Linked DNA regions of Homo sapiens: region 1 is linked to region 2. The links are chromatin loops, found by intact Hi-C in ENCODE. Cell type or tissue: IMR-90. All regions are shown on one strand. Links, peaks and the distances in the headings refer to the core of each region. The heading gives the core; the rest is flanking DNA.

Region 1 (16,098 bases), core at 4,755-12,754, 140 kb before region 2:
GGATATTTGAGCTGTAATTAGGTTTGGATGAGGTCATGAGGGTGGGGCCCTTATGAGATTAACGTTCTTATAGGAAGAGGGGCCGGGCACAGTGGCTCATCTCCAAAAATACAAAAATTAGCCAGGCATGGTGGCACATGCCTGTAATCCCAGCTACTTGGGAGGCTGAAGAAGGAGAATAGCTTGAACCTGGGAGGCGGAGGTTGCAGGGAGCCAAGATCGCGCCACTGCACTCCAGCCTGGGCGACAGAGCGAGACTCAGTCTCAAAGAAAAAAAAAAAAAAAGAAGAGGAAGAAAGACCAGAGTCCTCTCTCTCTTCACTATCTCAGGACATAGAGAGAAGGATGCCAGGAAGAAGGCCCTCGCAAGCCCCTGACAGTGCTGGCACCCTCCTCTCAGATATCCAGCTTCCAGAACTGTGAGAAAATAAGTGTCTGCTGCTGAAGCACTCGGTCGGTGGTATTTTGGTGTGGCAGCCAAGCTCAGACACCCTGGGAGCCTCAGTCTCCCCACGTGCAAAATGGGGAAATGTGGCCCATACCTCACGTTGTGAGGATGAGAAACTCTCACATATGTAACCTGCCTAGGGCACTGCCTGGTGTGTAGATCAGCTGCACATATTAGCTGCTGGCATCACTGGCCTCCACGCAGGAGAGTGGGGCTTGAGGATACTTGCGTGTCACACGTGGGACAGAAAGAATGGGCGCAGCTCATATGCAGGGTTTTCATTTGAACTTGGACATCTGTGGCATTGCAACAGGGCATTGAAGGGGAAGGCCCAAGATAAGGGCGATCCCCACTTTGGTGGAGCAGGAACCAGGCTACCCCGGCTGTCTCATCTGGGAACACCGTCTCCCAACCCACACACACCTGCCTCAGTCCCGGAGCGCTGGCGACCTCTGGTGGTGAAAAAGGCAATACGCTTCGTTTTCAGTCCATCTTCATTTCTGGGGGGAGGAAAAAGAGACAAAATTTGAGGACAGCACGACAAAAGCATTACTTTTGGCTGTGATGTTATAATGCCAAGCCACGGAGATAGGGAGCAATTCATGTGCAACTCTTCAGGGCCTGGCAGGGGCGCACGCTGCAGTGGCGGCTGCCTTTTTCACTGCCCCCACCCCTCCCCGCAGAGGTCCTCCTTGGGGTGCAAGTTCCACCGTGATACTGCAGAAGTGGCCTTCTGCAGATAACGGGGGCGGCTGGTCTCCAGAGGCTGGCTGGGCTCATCCCGGCTTTCCACCTATTGGAAGGCTTTGGGGCTGGGTGCTTTTATTCAATTCCACGTCCATTTCAGTTAGTGATCAGCAGAGACTTTTGAACAGAATTACAGATTGGGCTGAAGTGAGAGACAAGATTCTCCAGCAGACTAAAAATTAAAAATGAGAGGACACCATTAGGGGCTGTTTCCCCCCACATTCCTGTGTCGAAGCCCTAACCTCCAATTCCTCAGAATGTGACTGTATTTGGAAACAGGGCTGTTAAGGAGGTAACTAAGTTAAAATGAGGTCATTAGGATGGACTCTAATCCAATCCGACTGGTGTCCTTATAAGAAGAGGAGATTAGGTCACAGACGTGAACAGAGGCCTGACCGCAACAGGACACAGGGAGAAGACGGCATCTGCAAGCTAAGGAGAGGGGCCTCAGGAGAAACCAACCAGGCCTGCCCACACCCTCACCTCGGACTTCAGCCCCCAGGGCTGTGAGGCAGTGATTTCTGTTGTTAAGCCCCCAGCTGGCGGCTCAGCAGCCCTCGCAGACTCACATGCCACCATTCAGAGGACCTGCTCGACCGTGGCCCCACACACGCTTTGGAACTGGCCAGGGAGGAGAGGCCCCTGCTTACTTGCCAAGTTGGTTTCTGGAGAGATCCAGGGTTTTGAGCTGCCTGCAGGTCCACTTCTCTTGAGGTGGAAGTGCCGCCAGCTGGTTCCCCTGTAACCTCAAGAACATGAGGGCCTGAGAGAGAGAGGGAGGGAGAGAGAAGCTAAGATAGCATCAGATACAAGAAGGGAGGGGAGACTGAAGAGCCAGTCAGTTCCCAACCACGCGCAGTCAAACGATTCCAACCAATTTTCCTTCACGCAGATCCCAGCTGTGTGGGGCCCAGCAGCCTCTTCAAACTCACGAAATGATATCAAACAGTGCGACGGGGCCATCTATCTACAGGAGCTCCTCCCTCAAAGGCAGTGAGAGGCAATTATTCTAGAGTGAAAGGAGCCCAAGCAGCTGTCAGCATTAAGGATTCTTAAGAGTACTGATTACCGGTGTGTCTCTCTGGGGAAAGTGCCAGACTCTGATGGTTTGGAGGACAACGGCTCACGGCTGGTGGGGGTGGCATGGGGCATGCAGTACAGTGCTGGTGTCTGCCACCTCCTGGTGGGTGGCCTCCTGGGCCAGCCCAGGTCTGGGGACGGGGTGGCAGTGCCACCAAGGGTAACTGTCCTAGCCGCATGCCCTCTGCTAGCCGACACAGTCCCAAGCTGGGCCCCTCAGGATTATCAGCATGTCTGGGGTGCCCCTCGTGGGTAGCCCTCCCTCAGCCCTACTGCAAACAGACCCTGCAGGGAACCCAGTCACCAAGGGGGATGAGGGGCTACCTTGCACCTGTAACACGTTTTATTCTTTTTTTGTTATTCTTTTTATTTATTTACTTTTTTAGAGATAGGGTCTCGCTCTGTTTCTTAGGCTGGAGTGCAGCGGTGTGATCATAGCTTGCTACAGCCTCAAACTCCTGGCCTCAAGCAGTCCCCCCATTTTGGCCTCGCAAAGTGCTGGGAGTACGGTTCTGAGTCGCCGTGCCCAGGTCTGAGCCATCATGCCTGGCCCACGTTTTACTTTGCAGGAGTACCTTAGACATGCTATCTCCCTGCTTGAGGACATCACCACAGCCACCAACTATCCCGCCCACAACCAGGGCGGCCTCAGGAGGGCCACAGGCTGTTTGCTGCCCCACATTAAATTCTCTCCTCCTGGTGCTTTTGTCTCCTTCCTTGTTGAAGGGGCTCACGCCACCGCCCACCATCAGAACCGCTGCAGCCAGCCCCCTCCTGCTGAAATTCTATGGAGACCCTGCCATGTGCCAGACCTCAGGGTCCCCCAAGCCCCCACATACCCACCCACCCCTTCCCAGTGTGGAGAAGGAGACCTCGAGCAGACACATTCCCTGCAGGCCCACAGTGAAGCTCTGGACAAGGCTCTGCCTCTCCTGATTTGCTGCTTCTGGGCTTTGGGGGAAGCCAAAAATCCAAGCCTGCTAGTTGTTGGTGTGAAATACGAGAAGACAGACTCAGAACAGGGGCCCAGGGGCTGTGGACAAGGCCTGAAGGCCAGGAGTACCCTGCGAGGAGTATGATGTGGGACCACCCCCCCCCGGGGGCACCCCGCGTGGCTCCTTTCTTCTGAGAAGCGTGAGTCCTGTCCCTGGGTCCCTGGCTTTGCCCTGTGCTTGTCAGGAGCCTAGGACATGATAGCCCATCCTCTCTGAGGATACACATGCTGAAGGGGCCTTCGCTGCCTTGTGGGGGTCGCCGCACACAAGAGGCTGCACCAGGCCTTGGAGGAGTGCCCGTGGGGGTCCTGGCAGTGGCCTGGCAGGACCGGGGGCTGAAGCCTGTGCAGGGTGGCCTGGGCACTCTGCCTGGGGGTCCACTACAGGGCCCCTGGTGAGGCTGCCCTGATGGGGCCCCTTCTGGGGTTGGCCCTGAGCTCCAAGCAATGAGTGTGATCCACGGCCTGTCTGCCTAAGGACCCGCCAACCACCTAAAACAACCTAAAGCGAGAAGGTACCCGTATTCTGGGGTAGGCACACAGGGTTCCGTGGAAAGGCCCTTCCTGGAGCTCTCAGTGTCCACTCAGCCTCATATATGGGCAGGCCGTGGACTTAAAGAAAGTCCCGAGGGATACGAACCATAACCCCACCACCACCTGACACAGCTGCTTCTGCTGTCCACGTGCCACCCTCATCGCTGTTCGTGGCCATGCATATTTTTGATAGCTGAACTTTTTCTTCATCTTTTCCCCTTATATTTATCTCAGAAGCTCAGGAAAAGCACATACATTTCACTGCAACACGGAGCAATTTTCTCTCAAAAGCCGAAAATGAGAAAGAAAGGGCTATTAGGCTTACATCAAGCTGGAAAAGTCCCAGGGGAACTTCTTTGAGTGCGTTTTCTGAGAAATCCACATCCTTCAGGTGATTTTTCCAAAAGACAGCCATTTTGTCTGGCAGACATTCCAGGGCATTTCTGGAAGCTTTACAACATTTCTAAGAGATTGACGAGAAAAAAAAATGTATATTAGTTAGCTCTTTAAATGCAGTGGTGCCTTTGAGACTGTTTCCAAATTTGATGTTAAAAATGGACCATTACAATAATGTCCTGTAATGAAGATGACTGAGTGTTGCTGGAAGGCTGCACACCCTCACTGTCCTTGTCCTCCCGCCCCTACTCCAAGGAAGGGACAGGAATGGGGTTTCCTGGGGGAGCTCATGGTCTTTTTCCTTCATTCCAGAACATCCGGCCCATTGTCCTTGGAAATAATGGAACAATTCAGGACCACACTGGAGAGAGAAGCTGGTTTCCCCTACACGAATGGCCAAACTAGGAATGATAATGCCAGTGATGAAGAGTTTCCTGGTTTAAAACCAACAGCCATAACACACACACACATGCACACACACACACACACATTCTTCATGCTATTCCATCTGTTTTAACAAGCAAAATTCCCCAGATGCAAAAACAGCATTTAATCAGCAGTGCTACGAGTGCAGATTGATGCTTTTTTTTTTTTTTTTTTGAGACAGAGTCTTGCTCTGTCACCAGACTGGAGTGCAATGGTGCAATCTCGGCTCACTGCAACCTCTGCCTCCCCGGTAAAAGCAATTCCCTGGCCTCAGCCTCCTGCGTAGCTGGGACTACAGCCACGTGCCACCACGCCCAGCTTATTTTTTTTTTTTTTTTAATTTTAGTAGAGACGGGGTTTCACCATGTTGGCCAGGATGGTCTCAATCTCCTGACCTTGTGATCCACCTACCTTGGCCTCCCAAAGTGCTGGGATTACAGGCATGAGCCATAGCGCCCGGCCTGATTTCTTACTCTTATGTGATAGTTGTCCTAAAAGAACTGAACCCTCCTTTTTTCAGGCATGAGTCGTCCTGTGCCAGGGTGAAAGCTGTCCCTGGGTAAAGTTCTGTGGGTGTTGCTGGGTGGCTCTTGAACCCAGAGCCAGGCAGGCTGGCTTTCAGGTGAGTCATCTGCCTGGGACACAGCCTCGCTGTATGCTGAGTGACGATGCTTACAATGTGGGAACCGGGCCCTTCTACCCGGCTTCGCTGCTGAGGGGATGAACTGACATAATGCACCTGAGGGCTCTCTGAGGCCAGCTGAGAGGCAGAGTTGACTGTGGCTTTCATGACTTTTGGTGTGATACTCACCAAAGGGCAGGCCCAGGGATCTGGAAACACCTTCAGGTTGTTTCTGGAGACATTCAGAGAATTGAGGGACTTGAAAGAGTGAAGGAACAGGGCAGGGAGTTCTGTCAATTTATTGTCAGATATATCAAGTTCCTGTAGCTTCCGTAAACCTATCCAGTTAGTGGCTAAAAAAAAAAAAAAAGACCCAAAGTATGAATTGGTAAAAATATCCCTACCAAGAAGAAAATGACTAATTCACTCAAGTTGATGAGAAAACATACCATTTTCTTCTTCGAACAATTTTTCTAAACAATTTTTTGAAGCTGTCAGTTTTTGAAGTTTTGAGAGGTGCAAGAATCCAGGAGGGAGGTGGGACAACTTGTTGCTGGAAATGTCAATTTCAAGTAGCCTGCGATGGAGAAGAAGGAAGGCAGGCATCAGAATAAAGAGGGAAAACACCAAATTTACATATTTTTCTATAAACCAAGAGGTGTATTTTTTTTCTTTTTCTCCCCATGCAAGGTTAAAGAGTGTGCATTGAAAATGTAGTGCATATGATTTTTAATTCTTTTGAAGAACTCTTACTGTGTCCTGTGTAGATAAAGACAAACCTCTCATCGGTGGGCCCTGGCTCCACTGACCAACAGGGATTCGAATCCTTCGCAGGCATGTAATAGCAAAATGAGTAGGTTCCCTGAAAGCTGCTGAGACCACAGAGCAGGGCTTTGAACCTTCTGGACCTGTCCATCTGGCCCAGGTGAAGGGCCTCACTTGGACGGCACTTGCTTTTTAAGTTCTGGTGTGCAGGCTTCTTTCCCGTTCTCACTTGGGAGTCCCATGGATTAATGCCTACCCCAAGCTCTTTCCAACATTCTTGACTCTTGCTTCACTTAGAGCCTTGGTTTTTCATTTTAAAAATCGATTCAACCCTTTATGGAATGAGGACTTGCAGTTATGTGTCCAAAAGAAATCAGGCCAGGTGCGGTGGCTCATGCCTGTAATCTCAGCACTTTGGGAGGCCGAGGCAGGCGGATCATGAGGTCAGGAGGTCAAGACCATCCTGGCCAACACGGTGAAACCCCGTCTCTACTAAAAATACAAAAATTAGCTGGGTGTGGTGGCATGTGCCTGTAATCCCAGTTACTCGGGAGGCTGAGACAGGAGAATTGCTTGAACCAGGGAGTTGCAGGTTGCCATGAGCCGAGATTATGCCACTGCACTCCAGTTGGGCAGCAGAGTGAGACTCCGTCTCAAAAAAAATAAAAATAAAAATAAAAAATAAAGAAATCAACTAAGGTCATTCCTCCTTCCATGCAAGCTCAGGGGTAAGGCTCAGGTCTCCCTCCAAGGCCTCCAGAAGAAGCAAGCCTGGACTGCCCACACTGTCCACCTGCTGCCAGAGTCCTGCAGAGTTAACCCTTTCTCTGAGGCCCTTCCCACTTTCCCTGGAAGGCAGAGTAAAAGCTGGTGCCTCAGAGCCCCATTGCATCCACCAGTGTGGGAAGGTTTGGCTGCCCTCATCTGATTCCTGGGCAGGACCAAGACAAGCATCTCAGGCAAGCATTCGCATGTCCCCGGGTGAGCTGTGTAAACTTGGGCCAGACAAATGATCTCTCTAAACCTCTCTGTTTTAACCTGAAAGGGAGGCTTGCCTCAGGGTAGGCAAAACTCCTTCTCCTATTTTAGCCAGAACATTTTTCCCCCAAAACCACAAAATACAACCCGGGAGCATGTGCAGGAGCACAACGGTGACAGCGGGGTCACACACGGCTCCGGTCACACCCCGGGGAGCCACCTGGAACAGATGATTTCGTCCGATGACTGCACGCCAGGCAGCTCCCCCAGGTGGTTGTCGGAGAGGTTCAGCTTCCGGAGATTGATGAGGCCCCAGGGGATAACCGAGGGGAGGGTCGCCAGGCAGTTGGCAGAAAGGTCGAGCTCCGTGATCTGGCAGGAGATGTCTATGAGCCAGTCTAGGTCTACCCAGGGCAGTCTGAGATGGGACCATTTCACACGGAGAGCCTGGTGGTGGAAAGAAAGGAAAAGCACATGTGGAGGGTGAGTTCAGGGCCCACATGGGCTTGGAATAAAGCAAGGGTTAATGCAAATGCGCGTCTGTGTGCCTGCTCCAGCCCGGGTCCCAAGAGGCCTGCACATGTCCTTCTCGGCCGCCGGCACCTGCCACGGTGGTGGGTGCAGAAGAGCTACCTGTTCCCATCGGCACCTGCGTCTCACAGGCAATCTGTGCACAGCGCCTGCAAGTCACCCTCCAACCTCCAGAGGGCGCCGGTGGGCGCGGGCTCAGTGCCGCCCCTCAAGAGGCGGCTCACAGGGAAGAGCGCGGCGGGATTGTCCACGTACAGAGGAGACCGCTGAAGCGTCCAGGCGCCTCCCCCAGACTGGAGAAGAAAGCTGACTCCCAAACCCAAGTCTCTGACCTCCCTTCAAGGCGGCCTTTCCTGTGATCAGAGGAGCTGCCGCCTGCAGCTGCCCGCACCGCGCCAGGGTGCTTGGTGGACAGGCTGCTTTCAGAGCGAGCCTGAGATACAGACAGACGATGGCCACACAATATATAAAAAACAGAACTCTGGCCCACGACCCACAGTGACCTGCCTAGGAAACCAACCTCTTTATCTATAGCAAACAGCCCGGGAAGCCAGTCTCTTGCAGGAGGCCAGCCTCTTTTTTTTTTTTTTTTTTTTTTTTTTTTTTTTTTGAGATGGAGTCTCGCTCTGTCGCCCAGGCTGGAGTGCAGTGGTGCGATCTCGGCTCACTGCAACCGCCGCTTCCCGGGTTCAAGCGATTCTCCTGCCTCAGCCTCCTCAGTAGCTGCACCACCACTCACGGCTAATTTTTGTGTTTTTATTAGAGACGGTGTTTCACCATGTTCGTCGAGCTCAGGCTGGTCTCAAACTCCTGACCTCGGGCAATCCACCCACCTTGGCCTCCCAAAGTGCTGCAATTACAGGCATGAGCCACTTCTTATCTCTAGTAACAACCCAGGAAGCTAAGCCATCATTTCCGTAAAAGTCAGTCTAAAATGGCCAGGACTTGGTTAATAACTGACCGATTCTCTAATTTTTGTCCTCACTTTCCATTTAGGACCAACCCGAGAGAGCCAACTTTGCACCCCTACCAATCCCATAGGATGCCCAGCCTGCAGCGAGGCCCCCCAGCTTCCCCACGACAACGGCCTCCCGGCAGGAGGCCCCGGAGGCCTTCCCTTTGTCCCACTAGAAAGCTCCCGCTCCTCTGCCAGCCTGTGGGTCTCTGCCACACGCAAGTCCTGGTGGCTGGCGCTCTTGCCGTTGAAGTCCTGCTAAACAAAATGTCTTTGCTCCACTCATTTCTCACTGGTCTTCCTTTATTTCCACCAGAGGGAGTCAGAAGGGCCAGCGGTTTTCCGGCATGGGGTGGTCAAAGGGACCTGGCGAAATATATGGGAGCAGGACTTTGCTCTTTCTTCCTGATTACCGAAGAATATTGGGCTCAATCAGGTTTCTGGGGAGAAGAAATCTGCTTTTGGGTCTGTTTCTTCGAAGCAACTGGAAATCCGTATTGGAAAATTAGAGGAGCAGAAATATGAACAAAAATTAGTGCTTCGCAAATGGGAAAATGTAACAAGCAGAGGCTACGAGAAAGGTCCCAATAACGTGGGATGAATTCCTCAAAAATTGGCGGCAGGTGACGGGCATCCCTATTTGGCCACCAGATGGCGATGAGCGCCTGTCTTTAGCTCCTCCTCCGCCCACTCCAGGAGTTTGGAAAGACTGGGCCTACGCCCCTCAACACTCCGTCCGGTCTTTGAACCAGAGGAATGAGGGACTCTGTCGCTCTGTCTGTCTGTCTCTCTGTTCACATGGATGAAAAGGGAAGGGCGGCACTGGATCTTAGGCCAGGAGGGTAGATTCTGAGCTGATTTTTTAAGACAAGTCACTCAATTGCCCTGGGCCTGTTTGATTGTTACTATTTTACTCCCCACATTTTAATTTTGAAAAATTTTTTAAATTTCAGAAAAGTTGCACTAGGACACAGTGAATACCTGTGCACTCTCCACCTCGACTCACTGATTGTTAAAACGCTGTCACATAGGCTTTTGCCCCTCTTTCTCCACACAAATACACACGCTTTTTATGTTTTGATGAATCATTTGCCAGTAAATTATACATCGTGATGCTTCACCCGTAAATACTTCAGCATGTATCCCTGAAGAATAATATTTTTCTACACAACAGCCGTATAATTATCATTTTCAGTAAGTGTAACATCAATACGATATTATTAAGTTCACAGCCCATGTTAGAATATTCTCAATTATCCCAGAAATGTGGTTTATAACTATTTTGTGTCCTGATCTGGGATCCCTTGACAATTGCATGACATTGCAATCACACACTGCATTACACTGTATGTTTCTTTACTTTTCTTTCATCTGGAAGAGTCTTCACACCTTTTAATGCCTTTTCTTTTTTTTTTTTTTTTTTTTATCACATTGTCGTTGCATTAAGTCCTGCAACTTTTAGCCTCTTCATCGGGGGCAGATGCTGGTGTGTTTCACTGCTTGTCTTATAGAATATCCCATAATCTGAATTTACTCAAGTTTTTCCTAAAGTTTAGATTAAAGTTAGCTATTTTGGGCAACAACCTTAGAGTCTAGTTGAGTGGTTCCCACTAAACCCCACCCGGGGCACCTGATATTAGGTGTTCCTGCTACAGGTGGTGCCCTGTTTGGTCTCATGGTTAAGGTGGTGTCTATCAGTCCCTCCTTTGTAAAGGTTAACATTATACCCTTTGCGATTAGTACACAATCTATGGGGTGATATTCTGAGACTATGTGACAATTCTGTGTTTCTGCATCCTTTTGCCCCATGGGTTTAGCCTCCGTTGCTGATCCTGGCCTGAATCAATTAGTACAACGGTGGTTGCAATGAGAAAGTTTTGCTAAAGCTACCTTTCTTTCTACATGTATTACCTGGCATTCTTCTGTATAGAAAAGCATTGCCTCCTCACCTGTTTAAGTATCACTATGGACTCATGGATTCTTTTTTTTCCCAAGTATCATTATTTTTTTGACACCCAAGTCATCCCCAATTTGTCCAGGGGGAGCCCCACTGGGGTGGGAGAGAGCCCCCTGTGTTCCTGTGACATATCGCTGTCAATTTTGGGACGCCTCCTTACTTCCCGGCAAAACAAGATCTTCCAGTCTCCTCTTGTACTTTCTAAGCCCAGGCCTTGATTCCCTTGAGCAAAAATTGGTATTTAGAAACCAAGATCTGGGTGTGAGGTGTGCTCATCACCGCTGGGGTGTCACTGCTTTTCAGCCCATTGATGGGACACAGCTCTGTATTTAACATGAGTGTGTTCTGATGCCTCCAATTCAATGCAGCAAAGGGGTTTTTTTCCCTCATCTTTCCATAATCCACAATTCACGACTGTATCACTCTTCATTCCATTATCATTGTTTTTAATCTGTTAAATAAGTGGCTTGGATCAGATGATGCCTAGGTCAGTTCTCGTCCCAATATTGTTTCCGGTGGTCGTCTTGCAAAGTACAGTGGCCTTTGGGTAGGAGTCTTTGGATAAGCATGACAGTCAGCCCAGCAACAGGCTGACAGGAAGGTCACCATGTGGACTTTGCAATGCCAAGTCAAAAAAGGCTCCACAGGGCCTGTCTGCCTCTCCTTCCTGGATTCACAGAGACACACCCAGGTCTCAGGGGCAAGGGCCAGACAGCTGAACATGGAATCAAGGTGTCCAGATTGCAATCCAACCCTCTCCACTCACTCTGCGTGGCCATTATGGTCTTTCCGTATGGAATGGTTGGTACCCAAACTGAAATGGCAGCCAAATGCAAGATGCAGGGGAGGCTGGTTATGGTTTTGGCTTTGACAACAAATCTTAAGTCTCTATTGAAAATCTTTAAATAAAACTCTGGGGACCATCATAAAATAAACAAAACAACAGCAAGTAATCAAATTATTACTGTAACATGACCCAATTATGGTACAAATACCTTGGGGAAGGGCTTAGGTGTGGCTGTCCTTACAATGGCAGCCTCCCTCTCAGCACCTCCTCCACATCCCCTGAGCTGGGGCTGGAGCCCTGAACTGCAGAAGGAGCAGGGGCTCAGCCTCAGGCTGCTTAACTAACTCCACGTGGACTCTGGGCAAGCCGCAGTGGAGGTGAGCACTTTTTTGGGCTCTGTTCAGCTTGAGACACTTTGTATTAACCTCTCCACTGATCTGTGTGGCACTGACTCAGCCCACATTTCTTTTGCTGTGGCAGACAGCATGGCCAACCGGAACCCGGACTGCACACCCCACAGTGCAGAGCCCTGCCTGGCTGCCTCTGCAGCTCAACCTCATACCCACTATGCAGCAGACACTAAATCAGTGTTTGTGAGCTGAAGAGATTCAAGCCACCAAGACCTGCAAGCTATCCACTCTGTGCACTTCTTACCAGATCAATCATCCTGAAATATCAAAGTCTGCGCAAGACCTTTCAGCTCTCCCTAGCCCACTCCGCCTTTAGCAGAACATCCAAAGTCCCTCCTTTGCAGCCTGACAGCCCCCCAGTTGGCTCCAACCCACTTTTCCAACTTTATGTCTTCCTGCCTCTTTCATAGCTTCTCCCTGCCCACCCAGAGCAGCCTCTGATCTATAGCGATGCCCTTTGCCTTCCTACTGGCAGTGATTTGTGGGGTTAATTTATTCTGGGTAAAAGAAATTAGGGGAAGGGGCACACTCCCAGGGCAGGGGAATTCGAGGCCAAGGAAAAGCTGCCAATCAAAGTGCAGAAACTGCTTGTTCATAAATCAACTGCAGGGCTCACAAGTAGGCCCAACATTGACATTTGTAGGAAGGGTTTTGGGGACCACAAGGGTGTAGCCGTGCTGTTGGTAACTGACTGGCCCATGTGCTCAAAGGGCTGCTGGGGTGCTCTGGGGCTGCAGACCTCCCCCGCCTCCCTACTGGAATGTGGGTTACCATGGTGACCAAAGGGGCCAAGATGGGAGGACAACATGGGAAGTACAAGGTGGGCTGGGCCTGGAGCTAAGAGGGTGATATGGTTTGGCTGTGTCCCCACCCAAATCTCATCCTGAAGGAGATAGAGAATTACGGGTAGCTCCCATAATTCCTATGTGTTGTGGGAGGCACCTGGTGGAAGATAATTAAATCATGGGGCGGTTTCCCCCATACTGTTCTCATGATAGTGAACAAGTCTCATGAGATCTGATGGTTTTATAAGGGGAAGCCCCTTTCACTTGTCTCTCATTCTCTCTCTTGCCTGCTGCCATGTAAGACGTGTCTTTCACCTTCTGCCATGATTGTGAGGCCTCCCCAGCCATGTGGAACTGTGAGTCCATTAAACCTCTTTTTCTTTATAAATTACCCAGTCTCAAGTATGTTTTTATCAGCAGTGTAAAAAGAGAATAATACAGAGGGTCTTTGCATACACCCTTAGAGTGGACCTCCTTTCTCCTCTTGGAGAAAGCAGATGTTGCCTGTTCCCAGAGCTCTCTGTAGGCACATACCCACTGTGCTTCTGCAGGACTGACATCTGATAAACTCAAGCTGGGAGGGAAGTGGTAAAAAGCAGAAGTCTGCAAAAATGTTGACACTCGGAAAATAGACATGCTTGGAAATGGTTTCTGGGCTGGATGGAGGTTGAAAAACCTGTGCAATTTCTACCTGGTCTGGGGCTAGTCTGAAAACTGATTTACAAAAGTTATTTTCTTGTTCAAGCACAGACATTACAGGGTGCCCAGGTGTCCACAAAGTGGCAGAGAGAAACTAGAAAAAATGCACAGTTAAAAAAGTTGTCCAGGGCTGGGCGCAGTGGCTCATGCCTGTAATCCCAGAACTTTGGGAGGCCAAGGCAGGTGGATCACTTGAAGCCAGGAGCTCACGATCAGCCTGGACAACATGGTGAAACCCTGTCTCTACTAAAAATATGAAAAAATAACCAGGTGTGGTGGTGCACACCTGTAGTCCCAGCTACTTGGGAGGCTGAGGCCGAATCACTTGAACCCGGGAGATGGAAGTTGCAGTGAGCTGAGATTGCACCCCTGCACTCCAACCTGGGTGACAGAGCCAGATTCCATCTCAAAATAAAAAATAAATAAATAAAAAGATGTTCATGCACTTGACATTAAAACCTAACTCTTCCAGCCCTGAAGCCCTCATTAGCCCTCATTATTTATTTGTGTCTAGTCCAGGCAGAATCACAATAAACAAGATTCCGAGAGAGCAAAGCCAGCAATTATATAATCCTATCCATGAAGGCTAAACTACAAAATCAAAGACAGCTGGTTAAGGAGAAGCCATCAATTCAACACAGGAGTGGTTAAGCTCCACCCACCCTATCACAAACAGGTGGAGAATGTGTTCATGTTGGTTTTTCAAGCATGAGCCCTTTAAATTTCAGTCCAAGTAAAAGGAAGTACCACTTTCTCGAGAAGGCTCAGTGCAATGATTTCAGAAACTTGTTTTCCACGGCAGTGGTGGTGACTTGGATTGCTTTCAAGAAGGATTAGGTGTATTTAAGGGCAACTGCTTCATTAGAGACTGATGTATAAGAAAGATCTCCTCATCTGGTGATGGAGGCTGCTGTTCAGGAGGGTGCTAGACACCTTCACATGATGCTTCTTGGAGATGTTAGCCATAAAATTGTCACAGTGAATGAGGCATTGCCCCACAATGACATCTCTTATGTTTTTATATCAGTGCAAACCTATTAGTTGAAGAAAAAAATTGTTCAATGAAGAGCTGGCATCTACAAAGCTTTTAGCCTGGTTTGAACCTCAGCAGATGTGGCTGGCACCCCAGCCCAGGGCAGACTCCGAAAACGATTCCTGGCCCCTGTGACATATGCACACAGGTGTTCCTCTGTACGATTCTGTGGGGTCAAGAGCAGCCTTGCCGGAGTGACGTTGTAATGTTAGCTCCTTGCTAGGTCTCACTGACCCCACAGCAGAATTCATAGCTCTTCCTGTGTCTGCAGCTCCTTGTTCCTGTCAGTTGGTCAGTATTTTGCTTATGGCTCATGAGTAAGAATCTTCCCCCCTAGAAACCGTAGATCCCTTCAGAGCACAGACTATAGCTCAGTGACAAAAGGGCACACCACAGTAAAAGCAGTTAATAGGTATCTATTCAATGAAGACACACGTTACAATGGGGGGAAATACACAGAAAGTTCTTGAACTTGTCAATTCTTGGCCCATACAAACCCCAAGTCTTTCTTTCTGCAGTTAAGCAAAGATTCCTGGGACGGTGCCTCCTCCTTGTTGAACCAGCCAGTAAGACAAGAGCCACATTCTGATACGCAGAAGTAACAATAAGAACAACTGAACAGCCAAAGAAGCTGCAAAATCAATGAACCTAATCTAAAATGGGGAGACTCACTCAAAGGCCTGGAGAAAATGCCAAAAGAAGCCCTGAAAACAAAGATGCTCAGAGCAGCAGGCCCAGAAATGGCATCTGAAGGCTCATCCCAGGTTATCTGCATGACGCCAGTGATTATAGTAGAGATGAGACGATGGCTGCAGAGAGCGTCTGTGCACCGACGCCCACAAGCTGAAGGTAAATTTCAAGGCTACAGGTTCCCAGAGAACTCTGGGAACTCAGACCATCAGACGGGGCCCTGAGTGACAGGGATTCAGTGACAGAGAACTGGAAACACCACAGACAGCAGCTCTGTCCCAGCATCCTTGTGCATGTAAAGGCCACAACAGAACCAAACAAACTGTGCCTCATCTCTGCTCCCAGGAGGAATATTCATTGTGGGTTTTCTAAACACCTACTTCTCAAGTTCCTGCACTCTGGTAGAGACAAGCTCTTAAGGAGAAAGGAGGCATTGAAAACGGGAGGATGAGGACACTGTACCTTGACTGGCCGTCTACCTGGCATCTAAGGTGGCCCATGGCAGGTGGATCCAGGCCAAGGGCAATGAAGTGAAGGCAGCAAGGATGGTGTGACGGGTTGCAGTGTGTCCCTCCAAAAAGATATGCTGAAGTCCTAACGCCCCGTACTGCGGAATGTGACTTTAATTAAAAACAGAGGTCATCTAGCCAAAATGAGGTTATTGTGGGGGCCATCATCCAACATGACTGGTGTTCTTATGAAAAAGGAGAAACGTGAACAGAGGCAGACAACGGGAAGACGATGTGAAGACACAGGGAGAAGACAGCAGATGACGGGGGAGATGTGGCCACAAGCCGAGAAGTGTTGGGGACCACCAGCAGTCCCCAGCAGCTGGAAGGGGCAGGGAAAGACCCTCCCTCAGGGCTTCCAGGAGAAGCCGACCCTTCCAACACCTTGACCGTGGACTGCTGACCTCCAGGACCGTGAGAGAATACATTTCTGTTGTGTTAAGCCACCCAGTTTTGGGTGCTTTGTTACAGCAGTTCTAAGAATTCAGATGGTAATGAGTCAAGGGAAGAGAGGGGAGGTTGGGACCAGAGAGCTGGGAACATTCCATTGACACAGATTATGGTCATGATCACACAGATAACAAAAGGAAAGGCAAGGAACAGACTCTTAGAAAGCCAAAAGCATTCCTGCTAAGTAGATTAGAAATGTAATTTTAAAAGGTAATGACAATGACAGAAAAATCAGCTATTAAATTTGGGGAAAGCCTGTGAGGACTCTATGATGTAAATGGAGAATTTCAGAAAGGACTTGA
Region 2 (16,098 bases), core at 3,026-11,025:
AGCCCACTCCCAGCCGCCGCACGGCGCGCTCGCCCGACTTCGGCCGGCTCGCGGCGCTCGGGAATGCGCGCTCTCCGCCGGGCCCTGCGCCGCGCCCGGGTCGGGGCTCCTGGCGGGGCCGCCCCGCGTCGCTGCGCACGTGCCCTGCTCTTGGGTCCAGCCGCCCGATCCCCGCTAGCAGGACAGACGCCCGCTGCGCCCCACCCTGCCCGAGCGCGGACAGCCGGCGGGCGCACCCCGGCCCAGCCGGCCTGGAGTCTCCCCGGGGCCCTGGGGCTTCGCCCGCGGTGGGGCAGAAGGCGAAAGCAAAGCGCCGGACCCGGGCGGCTCTCCGCCGAGGAGCCCTGGCGCCGCTGGGCCTCTGACCTTCGCAGGCGCACACCGCCTTCCATCCCAGAGCCCGGGGGGCAATTGATCTGATTTTTTAAATGCATAAATTATACCTCGATTAAAAAATGATAATTAAAAAAAAGCACATGAGACCTTTGCTGCTAATCGTTTTAAGAGTTTAAATTCTTGTCGCGCATTACTTCCCAGGAGGGGGAGGTAAGTCTAGCTCCTCTCCTTTTGCGATTTGGGAAACGCTCCATCAACTCCCAGGACTTGACCCAGGCCCCATCTGAGACACGGAAGCGGCTTCTGATGCATGCCATTCCTCAGGTCGCTGGAACAAAGACCGGAGGCACGGACTCCTGACAAAAGCTGTGCTTTAATCCTCAGATAGGCTCAGCCCCTTCAGTTCATCTCTTTCTGTAGGTAACCCCAAGTAATCAACAATGGGGAGGGGTCTCCTTATTTTCCTGTTTTGAGGCCTCCGTGTCCATCTCTCTGTCCCCTGGTGTCCTTCTGGATAGAGCTGGATAGAGGGGTAAGTTTTGAAGCTTTTGGAAACCCCACATCTGACCCTTACCCTGGGGTTGTGGAAAGGTCTTGTGCTGTTATGGCCTGGAGTGCACAGCTGAGGCCGGGGAAAGGGGATAATGGACCCTCGAGCGGGGCAGCCTTGACCGATATCGGCTGGCTAACACTGGCGAGTCTGAGCAATGCCAGCTCTTTCCTCAGCTGCTTCTGCAAATCCGGGGCTCCCTGCCCTCTTGGCTGGCCCCATGGCTCCCACTCAGATCTCCTGAAAACATCTGGGCAGATGTGCTATGCCACGGCCCCCGGCTGGGTGCTGAGCCCTAGCGTTTGGGTGCCTGAGCCCAAGAGGACCGTCAGGGAGTAGTGACAAACCCCTCCTGCATGGATGGAGGCCAGGGGCCCAAGGCCAGTGTGTGCAGCAGGCCCCAGGAAGCTGCAACTAGAGATGCTTTACAAACTGAACTCCCATCCTGAGACTTTATCGGGGGTCCTTGATGGTTGAAATTATGTCACTGCCAGGATTTTAAAAAAAAATCTGAAATAAAATTTATAGAGGAAACTGTGTTAATTAAATAATTGCTGGATTGATGGGGGAGGCAAATGGGGTTGAGCTTAGAACTCTGCTCCTTTAGGGAAGATAGTCGAGCCTGTTTGGTCAAAGATAGACAGTCACCACTTTGTTGGCTATGAAGTCAGGAATGAAAGCCACCTCACCTCACACTCAGACATCCTTGTGACCCGAGGCGTCTGGTCTCAGGAGCCAGTTGCAAAGATGCCGACTGGCTCACCTGCAGCTCCTCCGTTTGATACCCACGTGATCCTGGGAGCCTGAGATCAGACTGGAGCACTCAGCCATAGACTTTGTCACAGTAGGTGGCTCCCAGAGAGCAGGTCAGGAGGATGGGCCTAGCTCTGGGCTTGTCCAGACAAGCAGGCTCTACCTCTGCTCCCATCGGCAGGAGGGGTGGAGGCAAATGCGCTTCTCCCCATTTTACGGGTGAGTAAACAGAGGCGTGCAGACACTTGCCCCAGACATCACCATCGGTCGAGAAACTAAGGCCAGACTGTGTGAGAGTGGGTGGTGCAGTGCAGGGAGGAGGGGCTTCTCTGACATTCCTCTGACCTATTCTTTCAAGCAGGTGAGCACCTATGACCCAGGGTGGTCCCATGTCACTGGGGCTGCATAGGGCATAGTGAAGACACGAAGGGCTTTGAAGGTCAAAAATGGCGGGAGTATCCCTTTTCGTTGTGCCTTTCCTAGGAACCATATCTCCTAGCTGTGGCCTCAGAGGCAGGGACCACAGGGGCCGGGAAGGAGGAAGATTTATTTTTGCTCACAGTGGGTTGCTGGGTGTTTGGTTCAGTGATGAGGTGCCTGAGCATCGGAGATGGCAGAGGCCCAGCCCCTTCTGCTCACATCCCTGAACTGAGTCCCAGCTATGCACCCTTGGATGGGATATTGATCTCTCTGAACTTCAGTGTTCTTTTCCATAATCTCCTTCCCACTTACTTTACAGTGTTTGGGGAGGCTTAAGCAAGATAAGGCTCTCAAGAAGTGCTACCTACATACCAGCTCTTCATTTTCATATTCTTCCTGGAGACTGGTTCCTCTTTGCTGGCTTTTCTTCTTGGAAGTCAGCAAGTTCCCCCCACTTGTCTCTGGCTTGCGGGAGCCCCCCAAGTCAACAGTCCCTCTGCTCATTTCATTGTGAAAAAGTATTTATTCATTTTGTTTCCAGCTCTGTGGTGCTGCCGTTGTCTGCTGTTTGTCTTGTTGGTGCATCAAATGAGCTGAGTCCAAGACATGTCATGTTGCAGGCTTGTTTGCGGATGACCACTCAGTAAAAAGAAGCATGAATAAAAGACAAAGATAAAACAGAAGTCAGGTGGTCACCCCCTAAGTTCAACCTCATTCCATTTCTAAACCCATAATCATCTGTGGGTGATGTTGAGGTCTGAAGCAAACGTAGTGAATAATGATGATGACGTTGATGAACCCCCTACTGTGTTTCATGTTATTTCAGATCTGGTACCTGAGCCTTGTGGAGAGACGCCCAGGTCTGCTGAGTACCCCTTGTGTCCCCGCAGCCTCTGGCCAGCTGCAGAGCTGCCCCTCCCACCCAGTCTACTCACCTCCCTCAGTGTTGTGGAGTTGAGGCAGGGGCCTGAGTCTTGGGTGTGCCTTCTGAACCCTTCCTAGACAGCCAGGCCCCTGGGCTGAGGGTAGTTCTTTGATGTAGGGAAGCCCGGTCACCCCACTGTGCAGCACTCAGGCCAGTGCTTGGGTGACTCAGGGAGGCGACCTAACTTCAGGTTTTTTGGCTACAAAATGGGGGTGGCATGTGCCCCTGTGGTGAGGGAGGGCTGACTTCACTGTGAGCACCTCCTTGCTGGTATCAATGAAGTCAATTCCATGTTTCATGTGAGTCATTCGGTATCGCCTCAACCTGACTAGAATAGGCAACTACTTACCTTTGAAGCTCACCGTATATTAAGACCCATCAAATACTACAACATTGTTCTGTCCTCAAGGAACACACAAACAAATCTTTTCCCTGCGAGTTTCCATCAGTGATTGATGATATCGAGGCAGGAGCACCCCAGGTTGGAGAAAGAGGAGCTGATAACACCCAAACAAGGTGAAGAGAAAGGAGCTGCCAGCCCACCACACAGCTCCACCAGCTGCTTTCTCTCCAGCCCTGCCAGTCCTTTCTGGCCCTGGGAAAGGCCTTCACTACACAATGTTAGGCTGAGGCAAATCAGTCTTGGACCAGGCAGAAGCCAACGGAGAACTCATTACATAAAAGCAAAGAGACATCATGGTATTTGTGGGTCAGGCCCCAGTGAAGCCACACACACATGCACACACACATACACACATACACATGCATGCACACATGCACACACACACATGCACACACACACAGCCTGCCAGTTCACAGCTGCCAGAGATTTCCCCTTGGTCTGTCTTCCAGTGGATGAGAGTTGTGGCCCAGCCAGGAGAGAACATGGAGGGTAAGGTCGAGAGAGTTGGTTGAGTACCCAATAGTTCTCTCCTTTCTTGCCAGTGGAATCCCATGTTATCGAGGGTGGTAGTGGGCTTTGATAAACATATTTCCCAGCCTCTCTTGCAGAAGTATAAGCTGAAGTTTTTGGTTTGGGCTTCCAAAGAAGCTCTTAGGCATGGTGGCTTATGCCTGTAATCCCAGCACTTTGGGAGGTCGAAGTGGGAGGATCACTTGAGGCCAGGAGTTCAGGACCAAAGAAACTCTTTACATGGGACTGAGTCAGCTGAAAGGCTCTTCTTCCTTTCTGCTGCCTGGAACACAGACATGAGAGCTGGGTCTCCAGCAGCCATCATGTAACCATAATGCAATTCTGAAATGCAAGTTCCATGGTAAGGAAGTTGGAAGAGACACTTAGGAAGAACGTGGGTCCCTGATGGCCCTGGAACCAGCCCTTCATCCCTGGATATTTTTTCTTGGATTTTTTTTTCATGTGAGAAAAAGGAAAATCCCTATATTATTAAAGCCCACCATTTGGGTTTTCTGTTATATGTGGCCAACTTAATCCTAAGCAGCATAGCTGGCTGTTGGCCATCGCTATGACAAGAAGAGCAAAATTTTAACTCAAGTGGAATAATGATCTCATTTTTGTATAAACGGAGCAGCACAGACATAAAACTCTTATCACCATCTCTGTTATTTTGACCTTAATCAAATAACCTTGATGCGCTGTGCTCAGGTTTATAGTATGTTAAAAAACAAAGACAAAAACTAGCTCTGGGATGGAATAAATGGAGTAAGCTCACTGATTCATTGGATGATGAGGTCCTACTAGGGAAGAGAATCTCTTTGGTACAAAAGCCCCGTGGAGCTGCCATCCTCTGGTGCTCATAGGTGTTAGTTGTGTCCTCACATCTACTGAGGAAGGCACCAACACTCAGAAAGATTGAGTGACTGAAAAAGTCCCTGGGTCACCCAGACCTGGAAGATACTTGGTCAGGCCAGCACTCAAATCAGGCAGCAAGAAGTCAGACTTTGTTTTAAAGTAAACAAAATGTCACTCCATATAATCAGTGAATTTTGCTCATAATACTTCACACCCCTCAATACCACCACCGGCAAGTCTCAGTGATGTGAGAAGTTGTTTGCAGACTTTCCAATCTCCTTCAAAATTCAAGAATTCTGAATTTTGAACCACACTTCTTGGGGTTTCAGTTCAATTTACTCCAGACAAAACATACTTCCTGGTTAAAAGGAAAATTGTTTAAGGGGTCTTACAAAAGAAAGGGTTCAGGAAGATTCTTGGACACAAAGTGGTTCTTGCTAAATAATTGTCCTGAGATAAGCCTAAGAGAATCAGAAACACACACATTGAATTTCCCTTGAAATTCACATGGGTATACCACTGTCGGGAAAGGGGGCTTAGCAACATGCATTTTGCCAAACCCAAAATGTTTGAAAAATGATTTGAGTATGTGCACGTTTGGCAAATCACTCTTGGGTTCATCTATCCTAGCCCCACAGTGACAAGACTTTCCCCCTGCCCTTCATCCGGGACCCCCTGTAAAGGAGCATTAGTTACCCAAGAATCTTCCCTTGGATTTTTGCCATGCTGTGAGTCCTGGGGTGGAGACCAAGGTGGGGGATGGAGGGGTTGTCAGAATCTGTGTTCTCATGGGAATGCCTGGGGATCCTCTTGCAGTTGTGTCTTTGTGTAATGAGAGTTACTCAGGCAGCACTCTTGAGGTTCCCCTGTAATCAGAAAGCGTCTATAAAGCACATCATGTCTTATAACATGTTTAGGCAGACAGGAAGCCTGTTATGTATGTAGCAGAGAGGAAACCTATTTATGTATATTTTCATCTAGTTTCATATGGCATTATGGTGATTCTAAAACACTCCACCCCCAGGGGAATAGATTAATTAGTGACCTATAGTATTTTCATACCTATAATGTCCTTTATTATTGAGCATATCTGCAAGCACTGAGTTTGCATCACATTACACTCTATTATACATTACATTGTATTATATATTATATTATTTGCAAAGATAGTTCATCAATTAAGAGACAATGAATTGGATATGGTGTATTTTCCACCAGTGAGAGTAAATAAACATGAATATTAGGAACAAAACATGGGATTATAGACTTTATAAGGTGCATGTCAATGTGCATCTTCTATATTCCATGGATACTTCAGCTATCATGAATTTCAGCGCATTTTTTTTTTAATCCCAGGAAGTCCTAAGCTTTTCCACCTGCTTACAATGTCCAGAGATTTCACTGCACTTCTCCTGTTGGCCACTAGATGTCACAGGACCAAGTTGAGTAGGAAGTTGCCACTGAAGTTCCTTCTATGAGAGAAGCAGGTATTTCCCAACTTAGCAATAAATGGCATTGCAAGAGCTTGTTCACAGTACAGTGCCCAAAACTTCAGTTGCACCACAGACATGATGCTAGAACTGGTGATTAGTGCCCAGGCTAGCCCACAAAAGCCTACTCGCTTCTCCATAAGCCTAAAATGGGTTCCTAGCTTTGAGATCAAACAGATGTGGGTGCTGTTCTCAGCTCAGGGAGAAATTGGGCCTAATCTTTTTCAACCACTGTTTCCTTTTCTGAAGATGGGAGTAGTAATTCCTGCTCAGCAAGGGAGTCATGGGGGTAGGTGAGGTGGAGGTGCGACAAGTACATTTGCAAGAAGATAGACAAGACGTCACTGCTGCCTGACCCTTGATGAAGCTCACAGAAAGCACCACCCAGAACCTTGTCCTACTGGCTGTGAGGCATCACCCCTGAGCTGGCTGCTCTGTTGGGCCCTGGGTGCCCACCTCATCCCCATCCCTACCTGTCCCTCTCACAGACAAGACAACCCAGACCCCCCAATAGAAATTTGCAAAGGAATTGCAAAAGGATAAATAATGGCAAAGGATAAGTGTGTATGAGCCTAGGAGTTTAGCCTTGCAGGCGGGTAGACTGGGAAGGATTCCCACGGGGCATTTGCCAGCCTCATTGTTTCATCTCCCTTGGTCACAGATTCCTCGTCTGTAGAAGATGATGGTTCCTCCTTCATGGGATGAGAAATGCAACTGAGATCGCTGATGTGACAGGGCCAGCCCCTGCCTGGCGTATGGTGGATGCTCGGTTTATGTCACTTGAGAGACTTTCTTGCTAGGGAGATGGACTTCAGTCTCTTCCTTCAGCCCTGGCCAAGAAGCCTCCAGCTGGGCGGGCAGCTTCTCAACCCTTCTAGAACTTTCTTCCCGGTCTTCTCTCTGATCTGTGCTACAGGCGGCTTTCAGCAGCTCCAGACTCTTCTCTGGCTCATGCCAGGCTCCATTCCCCCAACACCCATCCCTTCACTTGTATTTATGCTTCACTGCAACACAGCAGACACTTTTGGGGCTTCTTCTAGGAATCTATCTGGCTTTGGGTTTCTGAACACCCAACTCTGCCCCGACTCGCTTCTCTCTCTCCTGTTTCATTAGCCATGTATCAGGGCTGATTCTTCTCAGTCTTTTTAGTTTCTTCCCCATGCTGCCTCTCAGGCATTGGTGGGGCACTGGCAGCACTGTGTAGACAAGGATCTTGACTCTCATCAGAATGTCCTGATTGATTAGTGATGTCTTTCGTGGGCACAGGATGCAGGCAAGCCCTAGAAACTGGCCTTCTAACGTGGTGACATGCACAGGGGTCACCAGGGATCTTGTTGACAGGCAGGTTGCATTCATAGGTCTGATGTGGGGCTCAGGGTTCTGCCCTTCTAACAAGCTATTAACAAGTATCTAACAAGCTACTAACAAGTATCTAACAACAAGCTACCAGCAAGTATCCTCCCTAGACTGGCAGCATGAGCATTTACTGGGAGCTTGATAGAAATGCAGACTCCCAGGCCCTGCCCTAGACTTATTGAGCCGGAATCTGCAGGTTGACAAAAGCCCCACCCAGGAGCTTCAAATACACATCATGGTATGAGAAGGGCCACCAGGCTCTGGTCTGGCTAATACCTGGCCTCTTAGGAAAAGCAATCCCTGCCCCACCAAGAGCCCACCTTGTCAGAATGGCTGAAACGAGCTCCTCTTTTTCTTGTTCTCTGTTTATTTTCAGGGTGGAGATGACATCACCTTCTACTGTGAGACCAAGGATAGCCCAATACTGGTCCCAGTCAAGATCCCAACTGCCCCCACTGTTTAGAGGCTCCTTACAGCTATACCCAAGGGAGTGTTTTTGAAGGATTTTAATCAACACACTTTTATAAGATGAGAGCCTAGAAGTACCAGGGCAAGACTATTAACAAGAGGTTCTATCTTCATTATATTGCATGCAAATTGCTCTTTATACTGCTCTTGAATTCTGGGGCTTGAGGAAGGCAGGCTTACTGAGAAGGGATGTATACTCTGGGGAAGAAGGAGGGACCCTCTGTGTACAGTGGAAGTTAGGCCCTGTGCCCATCGGAGAGGCTGCAATGAATCTTACCAGGCTAAGAGCCCCACTTTGGGATGTGAGGCCCCAGGGGCAACAGGGCACGACAAAGTGTTTCCCCAGAATGGCTGAAGGGGGACATCAAAGGGACAAGTGTGGACAGTGGACAGTTGAAGCAGGCAATGGGAAGGCAGAACTGAGAGACGGCCCCAAGCCTCAGGTTGCAGAGGTGAGGCAAGGACAGAGTGGGGCCGTCCACGTGGGCTCAGAGCAGCCGCCCTGACTCAGGCTGAGTGGCTTGAGATGAAGGCTACAGGCAGGCTGTCTCAGGCACTCAGCCCCGTCCGGTAGTGGCCCAGGCTCCTCCGTGAGAGCATTGACTTTAGGAGTTGTGCATATTCCAACTCAGGAGGTGGCCACATTATTATATACATATGATTTTGTAGACACAGAATTATAATGATGTATTTATTTATGTAGTTCTTCTTTGCCATCGGTCTTCTTTACTAGACAGAGCTCCCATTTATGGTATGAACTGAGAGAGATTCAGTAGCTAGTTCCAGGCTCCCCGGCTCCGGCACTTGCATCTCTAACCCCTGGGGTACCTGGTGGAGGTCTCTAACCCTCAGCTTCCTTCTCTGCAAAAGTGGGTGGCTTGGTAGTGCACAGCTATGGGGACAGCATGGTGTCCCTGTGCTGGGATGTTAAGGAAATGGACCTCTCCAGGTGGGGGTGCTGGTGCTGGTGCTGGCTGGGTGTGTGGTCACCCTTCAGCTGCTCAAGGAGGGGTCTCCAAGGCTACGGCGCATTTATTGGCCAAGGTTAGCCTTGTGATTGGTCCCAATGGAATGGAATGGAAAATTGACTGAGGGAAGAGAAATTTTTCTGTGATACCCGAACAAAGGCCTTCTGAAGTGGAACTAACTAAAGCATGAGGAATGACCCGGAGAATGAAGGAATAAAGCCTAGTGCTACACTACTCTCCTGCCCAATTCCCAATCCCTTTCCACTCAGAATCAGCTGCCCCCCGCCCAGCAAGGACTCCCACGATCTCCCTCTACACTGCCTCGGTGCTGGCTGGCCAGGGTGCCCTCTGTTGCTAAAACAGAATCACTCACTTCAACTCATGGCCTTTGCGATCACCACTGCTCCTGCCTGGAGTGCTCTTTTCCTCAGATCTTTGCATGACTGATCTCTCCTCAGGAAAGTCTCAGCTTAAATGCCGCCCCCTCAGAGAGGCCTCCCCTGACCAGTCTGTCTGAAACCCCACGACCTCACCCTTCCCTCCCACATCCCTTTCTGTCATCTTTATGGCCCTGATTATACATTTCCTCTTTGTTTGCTGACGGACTCCTGATTCTAGAACTGAAGCGCAAAAATGCAGGGGACTCGCCCACCCCGACACCAGCCACCAGGTGGCGTCATTAACCCAGGACAGCTTGGTACCTACTATTGCAAGGGGTCCCCAAATACTCAAAATTGGCACCTTCACCAACTAGGAGTTGGATAGTTTATTAGCAGATTTGCAGTCAATGCATCAGGACTAATAGTCTTTCCAGAACAAATTAAAATGAGGCCTTAGGTTGGTGTCATAAAAAACAAGTTCTGCTTGTTTTCCCACTCGTGCCTGGGACGTTTATAGATGAAGTAACCCTGTCAGTGCTTAGCATAGTGTCGTATCCCTGGCGGAGACCAGAGAGATCTCCAAAACCTAAGTCTTTAGAAAGTCTGCACCTGTGGCACAAGCGTGTGTCCATGGCCATGGAGTTAGCTGTTAGCGAGGGTGGAGGAGCCCAGGCCACCTGACTCCCAGCCTGGGATGCCTTCTTCCATGCCATGTGGAAACCCATGACCCCAGGCCTGTGCCAAAGCACCCTCTTGGTTTGTATTTTGTAAGAGGTAGAATGGTTAATCCTGAACAGAGTGGACTTCTGGTAAGCCAAAGGGTTTTTTGCTCAGTTACAAAGCATTTTAGGAGCTAGGCACCATAACTGCAGAAAAATAAGACATCCCTCAAAGAGTCTGTAATGTAATGGAGAGAATAACTATGTCTGGTAGAATAATGAGTGATGAATTCAAGATGCTAATGACATCCTGGAGAGGAAAGAGTAGAGGTAAGGGATGGTCCTCTTGGGTATAGGGAAGGTTTTTAAAAAGAGGGAAATGTCTAAGATTGTGTGGTTGGGCCTCTGTGTTGTCACTCTATTTTGGCAAAATAAAAGCCGGCAGCATTGTTGTAGCCATATTGAAAGCTCCAGGGAGTTCCAGCTTTGCATCTGGGCGAGAATATGCCAACTGTGCTGGGGCCCTGGGGCTGGGAGCTTGGTGGCCCGTCATCCTGCTGGCCTGCCGTTTCTGCCCAGTCCTAGCATCTCTGGCAGAAGGTATTTTTAGAGTGTGCTTTAAAGACGGACAACTCCTCAGAGAGTCACCAAATGGCTTCAAACTCTGAAAATGCTGAAAGTAGGCTTGACTTTGCTGTGGCTAGGTAGTATCCTGCCTCTATGTTGGGACACAAAATAAAGGCCACCAATCTTTTAGAGGTAGTAGAATTCCTCCCGAGGTGGGTTGGAGAGCATTCACACCCCCACCTGTCTCCCTCCATCTTACACTGGTGCTCAGGAAGCTGCACTGTCAGGCTGTGTGGCACAACCACCTGGGCATGTTGTATTTGGGGTGTTGGTCTCAAGAAGGAAAACACTCTTGGTTATGCTTTTCTTTTTTCTTTCTTTCTTTCTTTTTTTTTTTTTTTTGAGGCAGAGTCTTGCTCTGTTGCCCAGGCTGGAGTGCAGTGACACAATCTTGGCTTGCTGCAACCTCTGCCTCCTGGATTCAAGTGATTCTCCTGTCTCAGCCTCCCGGGTAGCTGGGACTACCAGCAAGTGCCACCACACCCGGCTAATTTTTGTATTTTTAGTAGAGACAGGGTTTCTCCATGTTGGTCAGACTGGTCTCAAACTCCTGACCCCAGGTGATCCGCCTGCCTTGGCCTCCCAAAGTGCTGGGATTACAGGCATGAACCACTGCGCCCGGCCTGGTTATGCTTTTCTTAAAATGTAGTTTGCAGCCATAAGCTAGTCCATAGAACAATCTCTATTTTACCTTGTATATAGGGACTCATAAGCAAACTTATTTTTTAGCCTTAAGTTGTGTAGGATTTGGTACCTATTACATGGATTAAATAGGAAAAAAGTTTGAGGTAGATGGCCTGGCACACATTGTCTATAACAGATACTGCTTACCTATAGGCCCCTCTCATCTAGCAACTTCCTAGCAATCTAGCAACAATCCAGCAACTTCCTTTCTGCTAACCTTTGTGATTGAAGAAACTTATTTTTGGTAACTTTCCCAATCCACAAAACCAATCCCATTTTAAGGTGGGAGAGTGTAGTGTAACAATGGGATCACTGTTTTTTTGTTGGTGAGATGAAAATGTTTAAGCTTGGCCCTAACACCAGTTGCTATTGAAAGGTACTGCCTTGTACAAAATAACAAACCAAATCCCAGACTGTCTGTTTATGGTTATTACGGTTCACTTCATTAAGCCATAACTCTGATTACATTCTTTCTCCTGCCCTACCCTGAAGGCTGAGCTCTGAGGCCAGGGGGCCGAGCCTGCTCTTATCTGGGAACTGCCGTGTCCAAAAACATATCTGGGCAAAATAGATGAGTTGTGGACAAAGGGAACTCTCAGGCTTTGAGGGGACCTTACCTGAGGGGCTCCTTCCGAGCCCTGGAGTCATGCTGCCCCTCCTGAGCACCTCGGCTCTTGAGGCTCCAGGTTCCTGTTGCACCTGCAGAGATTCAAGTGAGAAATCTCTGGTTGGAGAAGGTGCAGGTGTGAGTTTGCTTTAATCTGAGATAATAAGGCAGACTCTCAAAGAATGAGATGGAGTGAACAGAGAGAAGCCCACCGTTGTGGGCACGGAGTGTGGATGTCCCTGAGCCTCCGTGTGTCAGCCCATCTGTTAAGTCAGCTTTCATCTTCGTGACATTTTCCCAGGGCTCTCTCCTGCTATAAATGACTCATGAAACACATGAATTAGAGACCATCCTCAACCCCATGCAGGCAGCCCTTGACAGTGTGCTCTTGGGGCAGAGTTCTGGCCTCAAATGCACCTTCAGGAGCATTCCTTTGCTCAAGAGGCTGAGTATGGAGGAGGAGACAAGGCAGGCAAGGGAGGTGGGTCGCTCTGGGTTCCATTCTCCCCCTCAGTGGTGTGGGACCTTCAAGCTCTTTTGCCTCTCTCTCAGCCTCCTCACCTATAAAATTCAGTCACACCTACTCATGGGGCAGCAGCTAGTCCCTGGCGATGGGCTCCACGAATGGAGCCTCCTGGTGTTCATGTCTCTGTACGGTCCCTGGCTATGCTAACTCTGGATTGGTCCTGCCACTGCGTCAACTACAGAGTGCTGAGTCATGGCAGGCCAGTTCCAGGCCTGATCCTTGGGAAACTGGGCAACTTCTGCCTCTGTACTTTTGGGGGCCTGAGCATCCATGTAGGAAGTCCAGGTAGCCTTCACGAGAGACGACATGGAAAATCCATGTGCAGAGGGAGAGGCCCTAGCACCCCAAGGAGAGACAGACAGGCCCAGGTGTCCCAATGTCCTAGCTGAGCCCAGCCTCCCAGGCACTCCTGCCAAAGCTCCAGGGAGGTGAATGCAGTCACCTTGGAGGTCCAGCCACTGCCGCCACCTGACTGCAGCTGGATGAGACCCCAAACAAGACCAGCAGAGGGACCCTCTAGTTGAGCCCCAGTGAACCCTTAGAATCATGAGAAATTCAAAAAATGCCTGTTGTTTTAAGCTCTGAGCTCAGGGGCAGTTTGCTATGCAGGGACAGATCACACGACATGGGTATACCCTAAAGTCAGGAATGCCAGCTGCCTGCATCACCCCCACGGTGAGGATCGGAAAGATTTTCTGTTAAGTCTCAATGCAGCTCCTGGCACATGCTCAAAAATAGCCGGTTTTCTTATAAATAAATGCAAATAGGTGGTTTTCCCTCTCCTGTGCCCTAATTAGTCTAAACACTGACCTCTCATGGGCCCTGGCTCCTGATATCCTTAAATCTTTTTTTTTTTTTTTTTTTTTTTGAGATGGAGTCTAACTCTGTTGCCCAGGCTGGAGTGCAGTGGCCCAATCTTGGCTCACTGCAACCTCCACCTCCTGAGCTCAAGAGATTCTCCTGCCTCAGCCTCCTGAGTAGCTGGGATTACAGGCACACGCCACCATGCCTAGCTAATTTTTGTAAAGACGGAGTTTCACCATGTTGACCAGGATGGTCTTGAACTCCTGACCTCAAGTGATCTGCCCGCCTTGGCCTCCCAAAGGGCTGGGATTATAGGCATGAGCTACTGCACCCAGCCCCCGATATCCTTAAATCTTGTTTAACGCCATGGAAGGAGGGTTCAGGTGTGCCAGCCCATTGGCAGAGCCATGTTGCAGGGGCATCTCGTTCAGCAAACATTTACAGGCCTGTTCTTATGTGCCAGATGCCACACCAGGCACTGAGGCTCCTGCAGACGGCACTGCAGACAAACCACTGATCTCATAGCTGGTACATGGCGGGGAGAAGACAGACATGGAATGAGAGGCTGCAAGTGTGAGTAGTTGTATGGAGAAGTGCAGAAAGGGGAGGGCTTACTTTGGTTTAGTTCAGCTGCAAGTGATGAAGACTAGAAACAACATCAGTTAAAGAGGATACAGGTTTATTTTCACCTGAGAGAAATACGGCCTTGGGCAGTCTAGGACTGGCAAGGCAGCTCCACAGTCACTCATCAGAGTCTGATGTCTTCTTTCTTTCTGCTCAGCCCTCTTAGCTTGTAATGTCCATCCTCACATTGGTCCCAAGATGGCTGCTGGAGCTCCAACCATCATGGCCACATTCCATGGGGGAAGGGCAAAGAAGAAAGTTCACCTCCTGTTTTAATTATCCCCCTTTTGAATAACTTTCTCTGAGGCATCCTCTACCCCTAAAGTCTTCTGCTTACACCCGCTTGGCCACAGATGTCTGTAAACTTGGGAAATGTAGTGCTTTAGCTGCCCCAATAATATAAGTGTCTGTCAGTCAAGAAGAAAGGGGGATAGGTTTTGCTTGGCAACTGGCATCCTCTACCCCAGGGACCACTCCCAAGCACAGAAGTGACATTATTCAGCAGAAAGAAAGTGTGAGCCAATTAGACAAAGAGCATTACAGATGGAGAGACTCAACCCCCACAGAAAACCCAGAGGTGAGAAATCTCATGAATCCTTCAAGGAATTCACAGGAGTCCAGGGTGAACCTCTTCCCCCTCAGCATAATTCCCTCATCTGTTTAGCAGGAGCTTACTTTAGCTTAGGATCTGGGAAAACACCGGCCTCCCCTCCCACCCTGAGAAGAAGCTGAGGTTACCATTCACCTTTGGGACTGAGTGAGTTTCCGCTTTTCCCTGAGAGCAGACTTGACAGATGAGGGACACGGAGGAGCTAGGGCTCTGAGACATAAAGCGGGGAAAAGAGGAACTCTTAAAACGAGGAGAGATGGATCCTTGCCTTCCTCTTCTGGGTTGAGGGGTCTAGGGGACCCCCTGAAGCAGCAGCCAGGGAGGCTACAGCCATGAGACTTCTGGCAACTTCCAGGAGGACCTGGCACGCTGCTCTCTGTTTGCTGATTTAGTCTAATAAGTGCATGAAACAGTATTTTCAAATTGCAATCTCCTTAGCTCTGGGGCCTATACCAATGATTCCTCGAAATTCCTTTTGTTCTGATCTCACACATCAATTCAGCACGTGAGGGGTCTGAAGGGAACTCCATTAGAAATGCAGGCTAGATAAATGTAAAACATGCTGTTTTCTTTTTCTTTTTCTTTCTTTCTTTTTTTTCTTTTGCCTTTCAACACCTGGGGCCTGCCAAGCCCACTTCAAGGAAAGGGGCTGCATTTTAAGTTAGCCCTGTTTTCTGGAACTGGTGGGAACGTCTTCATTTTTCAGATTTCCGCCTGTGGTTACCTCGCGAGGCTTCTCAGCCAGGCCCTGCGTGTCCCCTCTCCCACTGCATCCCAGCTCCCCCTGGCTGGATTCCTCAGCGCATCTGCTGTGGGCTGGGTGCCCAATCATTTTCCATTAATGCCTCTGGACAGAGAGGCCTACACAGCTGCACAGCTTGTGACGCAACGTACCCGACACATATACTCCCTGCTTGTCCCCGGCCAACCCTGGCCAGAGAGCCATCGGAAACTGGTGTTTACTGGGAAGTGATTTGACTCTGTAACACGGTGACCACAAGCCCCATTCCACTGGCCGACACGGTCCCAAATATTTCCTTCTCTCATGAGCTTCCCATCCCCCTGCCCCGACAGTTGCTGTTTAGAAAAGTGCGGCTCAGGAAGGGGAGGAGAAAGTGGCAGCCTCATAATCTGGGAACGAAAGAGTCTTTGCACACTGTCATTAGAGGTCTGTACATATTGGGCAAAATGTTTATAGTTGCTCTCTTGAAAAGTGAGTTATAACTCCTTACATTTACCCAAGTCATCGCTTTCAGGATCTGACTCTCGTTTCTTAGAAGGCATTACATCGCTTTAATATGCAACAGTCTAACATAACATTAAATCATTTTTAAAAGTTTCATCTAGTTGAGCCTGAGCCAAGGTATTCTTGGGTTGGGTTTGCACATCCACCCTTTTGTTTTTTATATAGTTAAAAAGAAACACACGGCAAAATACCTATCAAGTGATCTCACCCTTGCTGGTGTCCAAGAGTGATATCTTGGCTAAGTGGGTCTCTTTGATTTCTAGGGGCCCCAAAAGATGGCTTCATTTTCAAGACCAG

The links. Peaks named below come from ENCODE experiments on the same cell type or tissue, not always from the same donor. Only the 100,000 strongest peaks of a DNase experiment are listed, where the experiment ranks them.
Region 1: it touches region 2 in a loop (6-fold over the local background); 12 of 110 quality-filtered maps call a loop at or near these places.

What each region holds. Positions count from the first base shown.
Region 1 is chr15:101,000,176-101,016,273 of GRCh38, reverse strand. LRRK1 (leucine rich repeat kinase 1) reads right to left here. Exons shown (of 34, transcript NM_024652.6): 7 at 7,211-7,437; 8 at 5,697-5,824; 9 at 5,437-5,600; 10 at 4,129-4,266; 11 at 1,846-1,958; 12 at 872-948. Among named protein-coding and RNA genes, the nearest start is that of LRRK1, 89 kb to the right of the region's middle. RefSeq lists a silencer at 696-990 and enhancers at 7,688-8,017, 8,996-9,290. In IMR-90, for the core only: CTCF peaks have their summits at 7,697 (motif pointing right) and 9,122 (motif pointing right); DNase peaks (open chromatin) are centred at 7,763 and 9,153; H3K4me3 peaks cover 298 bases; H3K27ac peaks cover 221 bases.
Region 2 is chr15:100,863,343-100,879,440 of GRCh38, reverse strand. GCAWKR (gastric cancer associated WDR5 and KAT2A binding lncRNA) reads right to left here. Exons shown (of 4, transcript NR_160703.1): 3 at 12,002-12,083; 4 at 2,563-5,618. LOC124903575 (collagen alpha-1(I) chain-like) reads left to right here. Exons shown (of 1, transcript XM_047433433.1): 1 at 1-495. The coding sequence ends at 420. Among named protein-coding and RNA genes, the nearest start is that of ALDH1A3, 8.4 kb to the left of the region's middle. In IMR-90, for the core only: CTCF peaks have their summits at 6,180 (motif pointing right) and 9,717 (motif pointing right); a DNase peak (open chromatin) is centred at 6,200; H3K27me3 peaks cover 1,699 bases.